Linked DNA regions of Mus musculus: region 1 is linked to region 2. The links are chromatin loops, found by intact Hi-C in ENCODE. Cell type or tissue: heart. All regions are shown on one strand.

The links. Peaks named below come from ENCODE experiments on the same cell type or tissue, not always from the same donor. Only the 100,000 strongest peaks of a DNase experiment are listed, where the experiment ranks them.
Region 1: a loop joins it to region 2, with 2.9 times the contacts of the local background. A loop is called at or near these places in 16 of 42 quality-filtered maps.

What each region holds. Positions count from the first base shown.
Region 1 is chr4:48,403,964-48,411,963 of GRCm38, forward strand. Invs (inversin) reads left to right here. Exons shown (of 17, transcript NM_010569.4): 12 at 3,635-3,847. Among named protein-coding and RNA genes, the nearest start is that of Tex10, 65 kb to the right of the region's middle. In heart, a CTCF peak has its summit at 3,546 (motif pointing left); no DNase peak of the experiment used is centred here; H3K4me3 peaks cover 719 bases; H3K27ac peaks cover 662 bases.
Region 2 is chr4:47,433,770-47,441,769 of GRCm38, forward strand. No RefSeq gene overlaps it. Among named protein-coding and RNA genes, the nearest start is that of Alg2, 37 kb to the right of the region's middle. In heart, a CTCF peak has its summit at 4,418 (motif pointing right); DNase peaks (open chromatin) are centred at 3,992 and 4,402; H3K4me3 peaks cover 1,673 bases; H3K27ac peaks cover 1,937 bases; H3K27me3 peaks cover 372 bases.

The DNA of each region.
Region 1 (8,000 bases), 970 kb after region 2:
ATATCATCGTCAATCAATAATTAAAAAGAAGGATTTACTATAACAATGTTACTTCCTAGCTGCTCTCTTTGTAAAGAAACAATGGAAAAATGGAGGGAGTGGTGGCCTGCTTCTGTTTCCATAGCAGTGCACATGGATGTACACATGTAAGAAGCTGGCATTGCTGCTTATGCTTATTGACATTCTGGCTTGGGCATTCTGCTGAGCCCATCATCCCGTCCCCATGTGGCAGGTCCAATTGTATGTTATCTCTCATCAGTGTCTACATTGTTTCTTGGCTGGTTACCATCAATATAGTGCTAATTTATACTTCTTGTGCATAGACATTAACCAAGTGATGTACCTCAAATAGACATCATTTCTGCCAACTTCTTCTGGCTCTCAGTCAATAGCTATCTGACAGCCACTCTCTCATGTCAATGGGAATATTCACAGGGCTTGAACGTTTCTAAATGGAATGTGGGATGGAATAATAAGGACAACACAGTTGCTGAAACACTAGATATAAACGTCAGCCTTAAAACCTGGCTAGATATTTACATTCTGTCTGCTTGAAGCTAAGAGCGATTGGATCAAAAATCTTAATTGGAGGAGTTATGCATTATATTTTACTAAGAAGTCACTGCTATATTTTTGTTAGCATATCCTTGCGGCTGTGCCTGTGTTAGGTGTAGATGAATGCTGAGACACAGAGAGATGGACTGACAGGACTCGACAATTAGCTTTAAAATATTTCCACAAAAATTCAAAGGAAGAAATTAAAAGGAATAAACATAGCAATAAAACCTTACTAAATACACATATTGTATGCAAATTGATCTCACTGGCACTTCTGTTCTACCAGAATGTATTCAAGAGTTGATAGAAAAGGGGGTTATATTAAACTGGGAGCTACTTGCAATCAATTATAGTCTACATTCTGTACAAACTGGTTGTGTAATTGTCAACACGTTGCTTAACTTTCCTGGGTCTCTATTTATTTATGAAATGAAGGTGTTGCATTTAGTGACTTGTAAAGATCAGTTCACATTGCTACCCTGTGCTCAGTGGCTCTCTGATCATCTCATTAGTGGATGTGCAGCCAGAAGAGGCACTGTCCAATTCTTAATTCTTCAAAGTTTACAAAATAATACCTACTTAAGTATCATTTGAGGCTACTTATTTATGGTCCTCTTTTCCCTAAACAGTAGTGATGTGTCCTGAATTGAGGTGTTCTGAAATGACCAGTTTTTTTTTTCAGCTATTGGGGTTTCAGTGAGGAAACTATTCATGATCTGTTAGTCACCCAACACAGTCTCTGAATTCAGTCTCCTTCTTGAAGCAAGCAAACCACCCTTGTTCTGAAAACCTCTTCCTTTTATGCCTTCTGTAACTATTGGGTATGGTTTGCAGAGAGATTTACTTTTCAGTAGCCATTATGAGGTCTTCTGAGTCTAACCTTGCATTCTTACATCCGTCTCCTTTTCCCACTGTGCGTGGTGATCCATGGTTGTGTGGACCACCTCCATCACCCTGCAGATGTGCCTCGGTGTGCAGTTGTCACTGGGTAAACATGAGTTTGGGTCCTATGGAAGTGTTGGCGGCAGGCACCTGCAGCATCATAACCCCTGCTGCAGTGTGGGTCCTGTGCTCATAGATAGACAGGGTCTGCTGCATGCTGGGCATGGGGCAAGCCCTTTCCATCCACCTCCCACTTTCCCCATTCACTTTAACACAGACAGCTAAGACCCCAAAAGATCAAGTCTGATTGGAAGTGGCATTACTGCCACCATTGGGAGAATATTTTTATTTCAGTTTTTATACTTTAATCCCATCCCAAGTCTTAAAATATATATGTATCATTTAAATGATGTTTTCCCCTATAAATTTTTTATTATTTAGTCTCATTTACTGGTCGTTTTTATGATTTTTAAGTTCCATCTCACTTTTTCAGAAATAACCTCCTGCTCACTATTTCTCCAATCTTCCATGAAATCTTCCAGTCCCTGCGTGGTCTCTTTTCTTTTCTTTTTTTTTTTTTTTTTTTTTTTTAAAGATTTATTTATTTATTTATTTATTTATTTATTTATTTATTTATTTATTATATGTAAGTACACTGTAGATGTCTTCAGACGCACCAGAAGAGGGCATCAGATCTCGTTATGGGTGGTTGTGAGCCACCATGTGGTTGCTGGGATTTGAACTTCGGACCTTTGGAAGAGCAGTCGGGTGCTCTTACCCACTGAGCCATCTCACCAGCCCCGGTCTCTTTTCTTATATGTAGCTCTTTGCTCCATCTGGGCTAGTTCAGCTTATGATGCAATATGCAAGACTCTTTAGCTGGGCGTGGCTGCACATATCTTTAGTGGTTGTGTCTTAGTTAGGGTTTTACTGCTATTGAACAGACACCATGACCAAGGTGTCATGGTGTCTTTTTTTTTTTTTTTTTTTTTTTTGTGGTTTTTCGAGACAGGGTTTCTCTGTGTAGCCCTGACTCTATAAACCAGGCTGACCTCCAACTCAGAAATCCGCCTGCCCCTGCCTCCCAAGTGCTGGGATTAAAGGCATGTGCAACCACTGCCCGGCTCCAAGGCAACTCTTATAAGGGCAACAAATGTTGGGACTGGCTTACAGGTTCAGGGGTTCAGTCTGTTTCAAGGCAGGAGCATGGCAGTGTCCAGGCAGACATGGTGCTGGAAGAGCCGAGAGTTCTACATCTTCATTTGCAGGCTGTTAGGGGAAGACTGACTTCCAGGGAACTAGGACTAGGGTATTAAAGCCCATGCCCACAGTGACACACCTACTCCAACAGGCGCAAGCATACACAAACCACAGGCTACATAGAGAAATCCTGCTTCAAAAACAAGTAAACAAAAAAGTCTCTTTTACCCAGGTGGCTACCAACACCATTCAGTCCACAATTCAGCTCCCCGCAGTGACTTGTAGTAGGGACCCTCTGTGTCATGGAGTCAGTCTCCCCTATCTGAAAACAGGCTTCTTTTTGTAAGCATTAATTATAGTAATTACAGAAAAGTAATTTGGAGAATGTTTTCAGACAGATGTAGGGAATCACTTGGCACAAGACAAAAAGAGAAGTGTTTATGTGTTCCCATAGCTGCTACCTCAACGTTTCTCAACCTATGGCTCTCTACCCTTTTTGGGCCAAACAACCCTTTTACAGGGGTTGCAGAGCAGATGTCCTGTATATCATGTATTTACATTGTGATTCACAATAGTAGCAAAATTACAGTTAATGAGGTAGCAACAGAACGAATTTCATGGTTGGGGGTCACCACAACTTGAGAAACTGTACTAGAGGGTCACAATATGAGGAAGGTTGAGAACCACTGCTCTAACTTGTGAGCCAGCTCCAAGAGCTCAGCCGCACAAAGGCTGAATCCGCAACCTCCTGTTTTGTATTCCTTAGAGAAAGAAGGTGAACACATCAGGCTTTGCCTGGGAAATAGCCAGTGGTAAAATGAGGGGTTTCTCTTCGTAGCACTGGCTGTCCTGGAACTCACTCTGTAGGCTGGTGGAACTAAAGGTGTGTGGCGCCACCTCCTGGCTGAATAAGGGTACTGCTAGGTGCTAATGTGTCCGCTCTACTGTGCCTTGAATCACAATCCATTCCAAATCAGTCTTCCTTTAACCTTAGGTACACACCCCTTGATTATGCATTGCTTGGTGAGCGCCATGAGGTGATCCAGTTCATGCTGGAACATGGTGCCCTGTCCATCGCAGCTATACAAGACATCGCTGCCTTCAAAATCCAAGCAGTCTACAAAGGATACAAGGTCAGAAAAGCCTTCCGAGACCGGAAGAACCTCCTCATGAAGCACGAACAGCTGAGGAAAGACGCTGCAGCCAAGTAAGTGTGAGCCACCGAGATCGCTCGCTCTAAGCTGAGAAGGGAAGCTGGGTGGGCGTGGGAGGGAGGGGCCAGAGCTCGGAATGGACCAACGCTGTCACCTTCTTGCTCTGCCCTCTATCTTAAGAGGACTTAAGGAAGGACGACCCAGCAACGAGTAGGCTACCAATAGAGAACTCATCTTCTTGCCCCTCCTGGCATGTGGGCAAGTAAGTGTGTGTGTGTGTGTGTGTGTGTGTGTGTGTGTGTGTGTGTGTGTCTGTGTGTGTCTGTGTGTGTCTGTGTGTCTGTGTGTGTGTCTGTGTGTGCGTGCTCATGCGCTGATTGACAGGTGTGTAATGTAGCATGTGCAGTCTCTCCTCCCCACCCCTAGACTCCTTATGTAGAATAGGTAGGCCTTGAACTCACAGAGAACCGCCTGCCTCTGCCTCGGGTGTGCCCGTGCTGCTTGTTTTTTAACATAAGCCGCACAATAATGGATTGAGACGGCAGTACAGCAGGGGCACCCTAACAATAGAGCAAGGGAACGCTACAAGCAGTGCGCTCGCATTCCCTCTCAAAATCGCCTGTGCACTGTTTTCAAACCTTTCATCTGAAGAAAGCCCTTTTTGACAGATCTGAATTTTTGGCATTTCTGCTCCTGTACTTCAGAGGCATTGTTAAGTGTGAAGGTTGTTTGAACACAGCACTATCGCGCCACAGCTGTGATCCTCAAAATGACATTGCTCTGAATGGCACAACATTTAAAACTGGTTATTCCTAGAGTTTTCTATTTACTATTTTAGACCCAGGTTCACAATGGGAAACAGAAACTAAAGAAAATACAAGTGTACCATGGGCTGCTGTATTTCCTCCTGCTGATGGTTCCATATACCTCAGCTAATGTCAGAATCCTTCAGAATCCAGTCAGCTCTCCAGAGGCCCCGTGGCTGACATTGTAAGGGACATATTCTGCATCATTGGTACAGACGGGAGATGAACTCTTTCCTGTCCCTGGGTTCCCAGCAGAGTGAGAGGAGTAGGAGAGTAGGAAGACTGGATGCACAGCCAGCCTGTGAGATTTACTGTGATGGCCTGATCAAAGACAGTGTCCTCTCTGGGAGACTGCCTGATCTGGGGGCACTCTCCAGGTCTGTGGAGACCCAAGTCTGCACCGGAAGCCCCTTTGTCTCCCAAAGGGACCACAAGTTTGGATGAACGTACTGTTGAGTTAGTGCAGAGCTGGAGACTGAGAACTGACTTGTGCCATGTCCTGTACTTGTCACAGGATGGGGCTGCACCATCCGCACCCTGAAGCAGCATTGTGCTTTCCAGCGCTATCTTTTCCTAACTCGTATTTCAGTATCCTGTGCCAGGGGCTGGAAACAGCAAGGAGATTTAGAGAACGCCAGACCAACCTCCCTCCTTGTTATTCCAGTGAGGTCCTCCACAAAAGAAGAAAGCGCCTCTTTGTTTTTAGTGTTAGCTTCTGAAGCTAACATTTGGGAACTCTTAAATGGCAGCTGGGCTTGCTTGTGATCATACTGCAACTTAAACTTGGAAAGCTGCAGCTCCTCCTGCTCTTCCTCATGCACAGACAGACAGACAGACAGACAGCCCTTTACTGTGCCAGTGCTGAAAGTAGAGTCCAAAGTTTCCAGCCCTCGCCTCCCTCACTCATCCTTTGTAAACCCCACCTCCGCACTCATCACTGTATAGACCCACCTCCGCACTCATCACTGTATAGACCCACCTCCGCACTCATCACTGTATAGACCCACCTCCGCACTCATCACTGTATAGACCCACCTCCGCACTCATCACTGTATAGACCCACCTCCGCACTCATCACTAAGTAGACCCCAGGTGAAGCTCTTGGAGACTGCTCTCAATTGTCTCACTTAACTCTCGGATGTTATTGCTTAAAGACCTAGTCATTGTTTAATTTGTCTTCAAGATTTTGCTTTAAGAACTAAACCCCAGAATTCTGCTGCTGCATCTTTGATGAAGGTGTGCCAGGCACGTGGCATTATCTCAATGTCCTTTTCTCATTTAACCATGTTTGGACATCAGGAATCACCTTTGTAAAGTAAGCAATTGAAAGGGACCCATTAAACATGACGGAAAGTGATCTCTAATTCCTGTTGGAGAAGTTGGGAGAAACAAGATTAGATATATTTTCTAAGAGATATTTTTTAAAGTCCTATTTAAGAAATACCCATACTTACTTAAAAGCACTCTATAGCTCTTAGGCACTGCTTCTATTGCAGCCAGAATAAGCACAGTGTAATTTACCTGCCAGAGCACAGAGTGGAGGTCAGGCTTCGGCAGAACTTGTTTATGTCAATCGCTTGTCTTCCTGGGAGCCTCCCGTTTACAGGATTTTACTTCATTCTCATCTCTCTTGCTCTTCCTTCCTCTGTCTTGGGAATTACACCATCTCCACAGTGAGCTCACCCCTACTCTTCAGACCTCTACAGGTGCTATCTTATTTCCTACTGGAAGTGTACCCAGTCTTAAAAATTAAACTAGAGCCAGCACACAGGTGCACGTTGAGTTCCAACTCCTTTGGAGGGATGCAGAAGGGCCACATGAATTCAGGGCTGTTGCCCTAGCCCTCGACCCCTCTGGGCGGTCCTTGTGGATAGGAAATAAGATGGGGAGTCAACAGCACAGACTCTGGGAGTCAGGTGAGTTTGCAGAAGCAGACTAATTTTCGTGGGATTGGGGTGTGCCTTTATACCCTCCACCTGTGCCCCACTGGTCCATGACATCTTTCTCCCTGTGGCTGGCATCATCTGATTAGCTGGCCAGGTCATGTGCTCTGTTGTCATTTGTCTCCATGTGCCAGGCAGATCTTAAGGTTGTAAGATGTGTGTGCCATTATGGGCCGCCAGTCAAGATGCGCTGACTCATTCCTCCTACACAGGGCTTCAAGACCTGTCAAAGCAACATAGCTAGAGACCCTGACTCAAAAAAATTTTTTATTATTACTTTTAATTAGGTCATCTCTCTAGAAAACCTCTTACTCAATCTCCCACCATAACCTATTGGAACTCTGATCCCTATGTCTTCAGCTGCCCCCCCTGTGCATTTGTACTTTACCAACCTATGGTCAGATGCCAACACATTGGACCACGGGAACACCACATCTATATTCTTAAATCCCAGTATTGTCTCCAGGTCTCTTCTTGTCTGGACACCCACACAACTTCAGACTTGATAGTCAGCCATCTCAAATTTTCTGTCCTTCCTTACTGACCCCACTGAGAGACCTGTTCTTCCTTCTGGCTAGTATGAGACTGAGATAGCCTTGTAAACTTACACAAGTAAGCCCAGGCTGGCTGCCCAGTTCAAGCTGAAGTCCTCTCTATAAGGAGTTCTGTGTCCCCAAATCAAATGATGGGGAATTTGGTCTTTCCAAAGAAAGCACATTCCATCAGTGGAGGTTTCTGACACTGCTTCTCTTTTTTGTTAAGTCATGCTTAATTACATGTATGTGTGTGTGCCTGTGTCTGAATGTGTGCATGTGAGTGCAAGTGCCTATGGAGACCAGAGAGGCCTAGGATCCCCGGAGGTTTGGAGTTAACAGGCAGTTGTAAGGCTGCCTGGTTGGATGCTGGGAGCCAAACTCAGGTCCTCTAAAGAGCAGGACATGCTTTTAGCTGCTGACCCATCTCTCTAGCCCAAGAGGGGTTTTCCTTGGATCTACTCCTGAAAGCCAAAGACAGAAGTCGGCGTATTTTCTCACAAACCAACTCTGAGGGGTGCTCATGAGACTCCCATTTGTACCACAGACATCCTTTGTTTCATACTAGAGTTTGTTTCGGCCTGCTCCCCTGAACATCCCCAGTCCTTCAGGGCTGAGCATTTCGCTGTCCTACTCAAGGTCATCTCATCCACAAGGAGCTACTTCTGTGGCCTCCTTTGTGCAACCTAACTCCTCAGAACCTCCATCTCCCGTCAGAGGATAAAGTTTCCTTAATCAGATGGCCTTCAAGGTCCTAGGAATGCCCTTTGACCATATACAGATTTTCCTATGTCAAGAGCATATATCCATTTTATCAAAAGAGGAGCTACAACTTTTTTTTTTTTAAACTCTCGTTATCAAAGAGGCTGGTGAGCCACAAAGAATTTTCTTGTAACTGGACTGAATGATTTCTGAGGTCCTTCC
Region 2 (8,000 bases):
TTCCAGGCTGGGAGAGAATTGTTTAGGCGGAGCTGCCTTCCACCAAGAAGCCCTCACTGGCTCACTGCCTCATCTTGCTTCCTTCAGGCCTCTGGTTCCTCATGCTCTTCTACATTAGAACCTATGGATGTTGCTAGTGTTTTGTGTTGCTCTGAGGCAAACATCCCAGCTCCAAGAACAGTTGTGGGCTCTGCCAATAATTAGTTCAGGTTAATTATTACCAATAGCTAGATGTGTGTAGCTCAGGAGTCACCCCCCCCCCCAGCTAGAGCCTCTGGAGGTTTCCATTATGAGCCTATCCCCCCACCCCAGGGAGGTCTTAGCGTAATGAATTTTGCTATAATCACATTTAAGGATCTGGTCCCTGAGCCATGCAGTCAATCGCAGAATCGAGCACCATCTGGTTAGTTTGGTCACAGGATGGGAAGATAAGGCCTTAGGCCTCAGGTAAATGTATTGAAAAATAGCTGCCTCTGTTTTTAGGGGTGTGGTTCTATTACCAAGGGGAGAGGCCATCTGGGAGCTGTTTTGAAAAGAATACGCTGGCTTTCAGAAAATGGGAGTCCTCTCAGCCTCGATGGGAGCCTTAGCTTCACTTTCTGCTTCAACTCCCTAAAAGAGCAGCACAATTGGCACTGCTCATATTTAATGTGTTCATATTTAGTATAGAATCATCTGCTTATTTGTTCATTCATTCATTCATCAATCAATCATTCATTCAATCGGCAGGAGGCAAATCCCCACCACAGCAAGGCAAAGGCTGGGGTCCCCAAGAACGAGTGGGGACCCTGCACTATGCAAATCAAGGGGCTCCTGGTTAGTGTAGAAGAAGCTGATTTAGTGAGCCAGTGGGTGGGCAGGGAAGGAACAACAGGGAGCGCTGAGAGCTGCAGAAGAGAAGAGCCCACCCATCACTGAAAGGCAGCCCTAGTCCATGTTTCTCAACATGGTGGCCCGCCCACAGCCTTCAGAGTTTCAAGAAATGTCAGAAATCCAGATGTAGTGTTGGTCGACTGGAAATAACATCTTCATCTTAAAATCGTGGCTCATATTTTTATTGAGCATCTTCTTGGCAAACAAACAAACAAAAAACAAACAAACAAACACCACATTTCAGTGCACCAGATTCGTGGCACAGACGGCAAGCTGTACCACAGACATACCCTTGTGGAGCCCCGGGACATTCTATTTCATAGGCCCACCTATAAAGAAGACTGAATGAATTCTTCCTACATCAGAAACCAAATAAAGGGAAGGATATTTGGAACTGAGGGACGTCCACACTAGAAGCCTGCCTCAGTGGCTATCCAGCCTCAGTGGCACGTGCTTAAGCGTACGTGCTCTCAAAGCCTCCTGCAAGCTAAGGTTAAAAAAAGATGTTCAGTTCCCCCGAGAGGGTTTGGATGAATGAAAGAAAAGCCTTTATGAATAGATACTTGAAGCTAAGACCCTGCACTGGGTTTAACTTGCTTCCCTCAGCTCAATAATTCCTTCCCAGGGGATTGTGGGTAACAAGAGTGGGCACCGTAAGTGATGCTGTGCGAATAGGTGAAAGAACCCAGGACCAAGTGGCTGATGGGTAGCCGCACTGGAAGGAGTTCAGCAGGCTTTGCAGTCCCACAGACGTGCAGAACACAGCAGAGAAGGGTGGGAGCTGGGTCGTCGGGACGGGGGCGGTGTGTGTGGGGGGTGGGGGCGGGGGGCGAAGCTTCCAGCTCAAAACAGCTGGGAAACTCTGGATTGGTCCAAGCTCACGAAGTTGATTGAATTGCAGCGAAGTTTGTGCTCAATACTGTGCTCCTTTGCCTTGTGAATTCATTTTCCTCTAAGGAGATTATCTCCAAGCTTATCCAATGCTAGAACTCAGAGAATCCCTGAGGGTAGGCGTCACAGGGAGGAAACCGTGTGAGACAGTGATGGAGTCAATTGCTTTCTGCCATCTTGCTTTCCCAAAAGCATCGTGTATGGTCCACCTACGCCGGAATCTTCTCCTCGTGGATCCAGAATCGCTGAGTCACCCTCTCAGGCCAAGCTCTGACTTAAACATTTTGCTAAGCTCTCAGAGTCGCTTTCCGCCTCTCTAAAGTTTGGGGTCCACTGGGTGGCAGAACCCAGCCTCCACCTTACCAACACCACGATGGCTCGATCAATTCCCAACCAGGCTCTTCCTCCTGGGCCCCTCAAAACTCATTTCTCTCCCCGCCGCTCGCTCGCCGATCATTTCTCCAGCCCCGTTCACACAGCTGGCATTTATCTTTATTGCTGCTCTGTTTATTGATTTAGGGCCATCTCTGCAATTCGTCAAGCCTCGATCCCATTTTAATCTGGGCCTCCGAAGTGGCAAAGATCCCTTCCAGCTTCAGCGCTTGCAGAAATGTGATTAGCTGAGGCTCCCTTCCATCCTTCAAGCCATTAATGGAAATAGTAAATGGTCCCGGTTTGGCACGAAGGTCTTCCGGGTCTCTGGGGATGTATGAGTCCCTCACGCGTCACCAGCTCTGCCTGGACAGTGGCTCCCCACCGTCATGCACATTTCAGTGGTGGATTGTTGCTTCCCTATTACGAATCTATGCAGAAATCCTAGTTATTAATTAGTTCACTCATTCAATATAAACACTCAAGGGGAAATATAACCTGAGGTCGTGTCATTTTCCCTCTCATAAATGGTTTGATGACCTCAGGGAGAGGGAGTCTATGGGAAGGACATGTGCAGAAAAGCATGCTTCCGCCAGGGGTGGTGACTCACACCTGTAATCCCAGCACTGGGGAGACTGAGGCAGGGGGACAGCTGAGAGTTCCAAGTTGGTCTCAGGTATCTCCTACCTCCTAAGTGGTTTTCATAGACAGGAGCTTGGCTTTTGCGAAGCACACATGACAGACAAAGCTCACTTCCCAGGTTTTCCTCATGAAGGCCAGAAAGCAACTGTGCCACTCACTTTAATCTCTCTTTCTTATTAATTTATTTATTCACTTTGCATCCTGATCAACCCCCTTCCTCCACTCCCCCCAGTCTCACCCTTACAAATCCCTCTCCCCCATTACTCCCTCATCTTCTCCTTAGAGAAAGTAAAGCCCCCTGGGGTACCACCCCACCCTGAGACATCCAGTCCTAGATGGACTACACACCCCTTTTCCTGAGGACCAACCAGGCAGTCCAAGTAGAGGAAGGGGATCCAATGGCAGCCACAGGGTCAGACAGCTCAGTTGTTAGGGGACCCACATGAAAACCAAGCTGCACATCTGCTACAAGTGTATAGGGAATCTAGGTCCAGCCCACTGGTTAGTGGTTCGGTCTCTGTGAACCCCCACAGGCCCAGGTTAGTTGTGGTGTCTTTGACCACTCCGGCTGGCTTAATCCTATCCCCTACTCTTCCACAGGACTCCCCACAGGCCACCTGATGCTTGTGTCTGCTTCCATCTGCTCCTAGGTAAAGCCTCTCAGGAGACATATGTCTCCCCTTTTCAATAAGGTAGTATGAAATACAGAGAAAGTATATGTGAAGCACCCTAAGGGGCAGGGCAGAGGGAGGGAGGATGGCAGTGTTCCCACTCCGGCAGGCTGTACGAGCAGGGAGCTTCCCCGGGGCTGATTCTCTTGGAAGCCCAGCCCTAGAGAAGACACGCTGGACTGGTGTTTCCCATAATACTCCTGGGAGAGGGGAACATTGGACAGGCAGGCAGAGAAGCAAGCTCTGGAGCACGGTGCCCAGCTTCCCTGTGGCCTCATTCATACACCTGCCACACAGTGCCAGGAGACCTGGCGTTAAGGAGCCACCTTTCTCAAAGGAGCCCGATCCTCATGGAGATTGCCGCTGCTCTGAAAATATAGCGGGCGTGGCCATCCTCTCAGCTGACACACCCTTTGACCCCTTTGAATGCTTGGAGCTGGCAGATGCCTAGAGCTGAGGACACTTACATGTATGTTCAAACAAGTATAAGAAGCTGCACCCCCCGCCCCCTTCAGACAGAGCAGAGATGAACCAGAAGGCCCCCCGCCCCCATCTCCAGCAAAGGCGGGACAAGCCAGCTGCCTGGAGGAGGGGCATAAGAGTCAGTTCCCCACGGACGACTTCGTTGACAGCTGAAGGGTGAGGTGGAGCGACAAGGAGACACTCGCTCACCCTTCACCCCTCATGAGTGCTGGGGCAGCGCTGCTGGCTGGTCATTTCCCAAAAGCTTGCCAAAACAAGCGACATAAATCAAATTTTCATTTCATTCCTTCAGGCTCGACCCTTCCGTCAGGCACTCAACAGCTGCCTCCTGAGCAGATGTACAGCTCATTAGTCTATCGTGCCGCTAGAGCCAAGTCCAGGACCCCAACCCCCATTCCGGGGCGGGGGTTGGGGGGGGGGCGGTAGGGAAGGACGCTAGCAGCCTTTGTTCTTCCACTGTCGAGCACTTCGCATATCAGCCACCAGGGGGCGAAAGCTGCACATACATCGTTGGTTCCCAGAGCCAGCTCAACCCTACAACCCTCTCGCCTGGCGTTTGGAAGGCGATCAGGGAGGGATGGTGAGACCTTCCTCTACCTCCAGAGCTTTTCAAGCCTTTAACGTGTAGGAATATCTTGTTTGGTGCGAGGATGCTTGGTTTAGGCAGACAGAACTGGATTCAGATGCCTGGTCTGATGCTCTCAGCCTTTGGGCCTTCATGATGAAATGTGATGGTATCGCTTGCTGTGGGACCCCACCCGGTGATCCTGAGGCTAACGTGAGGCAGATGAAGTGAGGAGCAGCTAAGCATCGTGACAAGGAAGTTCTCTAGGGACATAGAGTGCATGCAATTTCTCATGTCTTTATTTTCTCTTACTATGTCTCATTAACCACACATTTAAGCCTCTTATTTAATATAGATGAACAGAATCATATTCAGAATATCTCTGTGTTCTCTGTCTCTCTCAGACACACGCACGCACACACACACACACACACACACACACACACACACACACACACACACACACACGTCTCTGTCTCTCCAGGGCTGGAGATAGAAACCAGGGCCTTGCACATGCTCAGTAATTACTCTACCATTGAGCTATGTTCTCAGAGTCGTCTTTCTTCTCTAAAACAAACCAAGCCAAGAAGCGCCATGTGTTTATCTGTAAATCAACATGTCTATAAATCGATTCCACCAGTTGTCCCCATCCTTAAGTGTGGAGTCCAAGAAGCAGCAATAGGTTGGAGAGTGAAGCTGTTTCTGTTGTGCCTGTGGCTCACCCGTTCTCTCCCTTGTGGACCTGTGGTCCTCTCCCTACTCTACCCAGGATCCTCCCCTCCCCCTGCTTCCTTTGCTGCTGCGACTCAAGGTGGAGTCGCCTCCGCTACCCCCACAATTCTGACATTAGCAACCTGCCCCAGGTGACTTTCTAAAGGGAGGTGGGTTCCTGCCACATTCTCCTTGGAGGCATCACAGTTGCGTTTTGCCTGTTGACAAAGCTTGACAGCAGGCATCCAGGCCCTTAGAGCTGCATGTACTGGCTTCAAAGCCTGTGCCTGGCTCTTGGTTATGTGCTGTACACTCACAAGGCTGTAATCGCCTTCATAGCTATCTTGAGACATGGGGTCACATTATCAGCTTCAATTTGTAGTTAGAACTGGGCACTGAGAAGTGACCCTCTTGGTAATCTAGGGAGGAATAGAAGGGACAGCAATCTGAGACTTCCCCAAGTCACAGGACAATGTAATGCTATGCCTAGTGTCACCTTGCTTAGACGTACTGAGCCTCCTCCCAAGCAGCAGAATTCATGGTTCCTTCCCCCATGTTTTCCAGGAGCCCTGGTTATGTGCAAGACATTTTACCAGGTGTCACTCTGCCTCTGCTACTAGGATGGAATGGATTCAAGCACAGAACCAGAAAGGAACACTCAGAAAATTCTGACTACATCAAATCCTCTTTTATCTAGTAGTTTTACTGAACCATGCCTCCCATCCCACGCCCTAAACCTACCATTAGCCTCTATGCAGCTGGACTGCTGTGATTTCAATTTTGAATGCACCCCAAAGGCCTGTGTGTTAAAAGCTTGGTTCCTGGTGTGGTGCTGTTGGGAGATGGGGGAACCTTTAGGAGGGCAGGGCCGAACGAGAGATCTGCAGGTCACCAAGCTCTGCAACTTGTCCCTTTGCTTCCTGCCCATGAGGAGGTGGTTTTGTAGCATCGTGTGTTCCCGCTGTGATGCGCTGCTGCTTGTCACAGGCCTAAGGGATGAGCTAGAACCTCCACACCGGAGCTAAAATAAAGTTGGTTATCTGGGCTTGTCTGCCACAGCGCTAGAGAGTTGACAACCTCATGGGCTCTGCACATGCCGCAACCTGTTCAAGCTAAATCTCCTAGGGCAGAGCTCTTTGTGGATAGATCTGAGGTCCATCCTGGGCCCAACTGTGGCCTCCCTCTCTAGACCAAATCTCTCTCTGTGTACTGGCCTGGCTAGTCATTTTGCTCGGTGTACTGGTCTGGCTAGTCACTTTGCTTAAGAGAGCCTCTTACCTTCTGCCTGCCGCCCATCACCTTCTTATCCCAGGCAGGGGGCTGTTCTCAGCTTTGCTCTCACTGTCTGCCCCGTTGCACAGCCACTTTCAGCCCCAGAGGGGGCAAAGGAGCTGTTCTATAGGCAGAGGCAGATACATATTCAAAAGCAAGTGGGACAGTAACAACTTACATGGTGCCGTAATGATCCACACGGAAATATTCCCTCGCCTCTTGGTGAAATTGTCATTCCGAACCACGGAATACATTAAGTTTTATGATCTCCCCGCGTCTTTGGGGAATATAAATCTGGAAACATCATCTTCATATGACAAGGCAAAGAGTCCCTGGGGACTCAAGATGTTTGAGAACGTTAACTGAGAATCAGAAATAGTTGGCGATTAATATTGGGATTTTGTTTATGGGCACAAATAAATCCCAGGTCTAGGGCTGACCTCTAAAAATCTGCCTATGACAAAAATTCTGAAGGCAAATGATGGGGCAGGAAACAATCTGAATTTAAAGAAGGGATTGGGGGGGGGGGCTGGGCGGCAGTGTTTAGAAGCTCATCTTTTCTGACTGTACATTTGAATTCTGTGCACACCGCCATAGTCACCGACTGAAATAAAGATGATAGAAGGTAGAAATTTATATCAGCGGTCTATAGTCAGGCAAGCTTTGTGACTACATGGGGTGAACCGGGAGTACTCTTTTCAAGGCTCGTTGAGGGAGGCTCCTTACTCTTCTTTCACCACTAAAATGAAGACCCAGTGGCCATCTGGGCAGTAAAGGGACACGGGAGGATACGCTGGCACGCTGAACCTTACTGCGTCTTACACCCAGAAACGGAGGTGAGGAGTGAGTCTTCATGGAATGAGTCAGCTTGGCGTGTGAAAGCATCCTTTCTGTCTCCTGCTTTCCGTCTCCAGCTCTTGCCTAACCAGAACCAGCCAGGCTCTTCCTGGGCCTGGAGCCCATCCGGGAATACTCATGACTTCTAGATGACGATGACTGCCTAAGCTGGATATGGGGGCGCATGCCTGTAACCACAACACTTGGGAGGCTGAGGCTGGAGGACTGAGTTCAAGGTCAGCCTTGCCTACCATGAGACCATGGATCCAAAAAGCAACAAACAAAAACAAATGTGGAGAAATATGACGGTGGAGAAATATGACGGTGGAGAACAAGGTCATTAAAACTGGCAAGTGTGGCTCACTCTTTGTGTTTCTCTTCATTCACCCGCCAGTCCCCTCTACAGCCTTTCTCTAACCTGCCTGGCACAGCTAAAGACACAGAACGACCACTGAATCTAATAATAAAAATAAAATCAAGTCTCTCCACCTACTAATATCTGTGTGAGAGAGTAAAGACCCAGTTTTAAGTCACCTGCAAAAAAAGCACCCCAACTAACTACTTACTAAGGAAACACACTTTGCCTGTCATTGAGATTTAACCTTGACTTTTCTAAGAGTTTGGCATCTAACGAGAGCTAGTTGTTCTCTGTCCTGAGATGCCCTGGCCTCTCTTTTATCTTC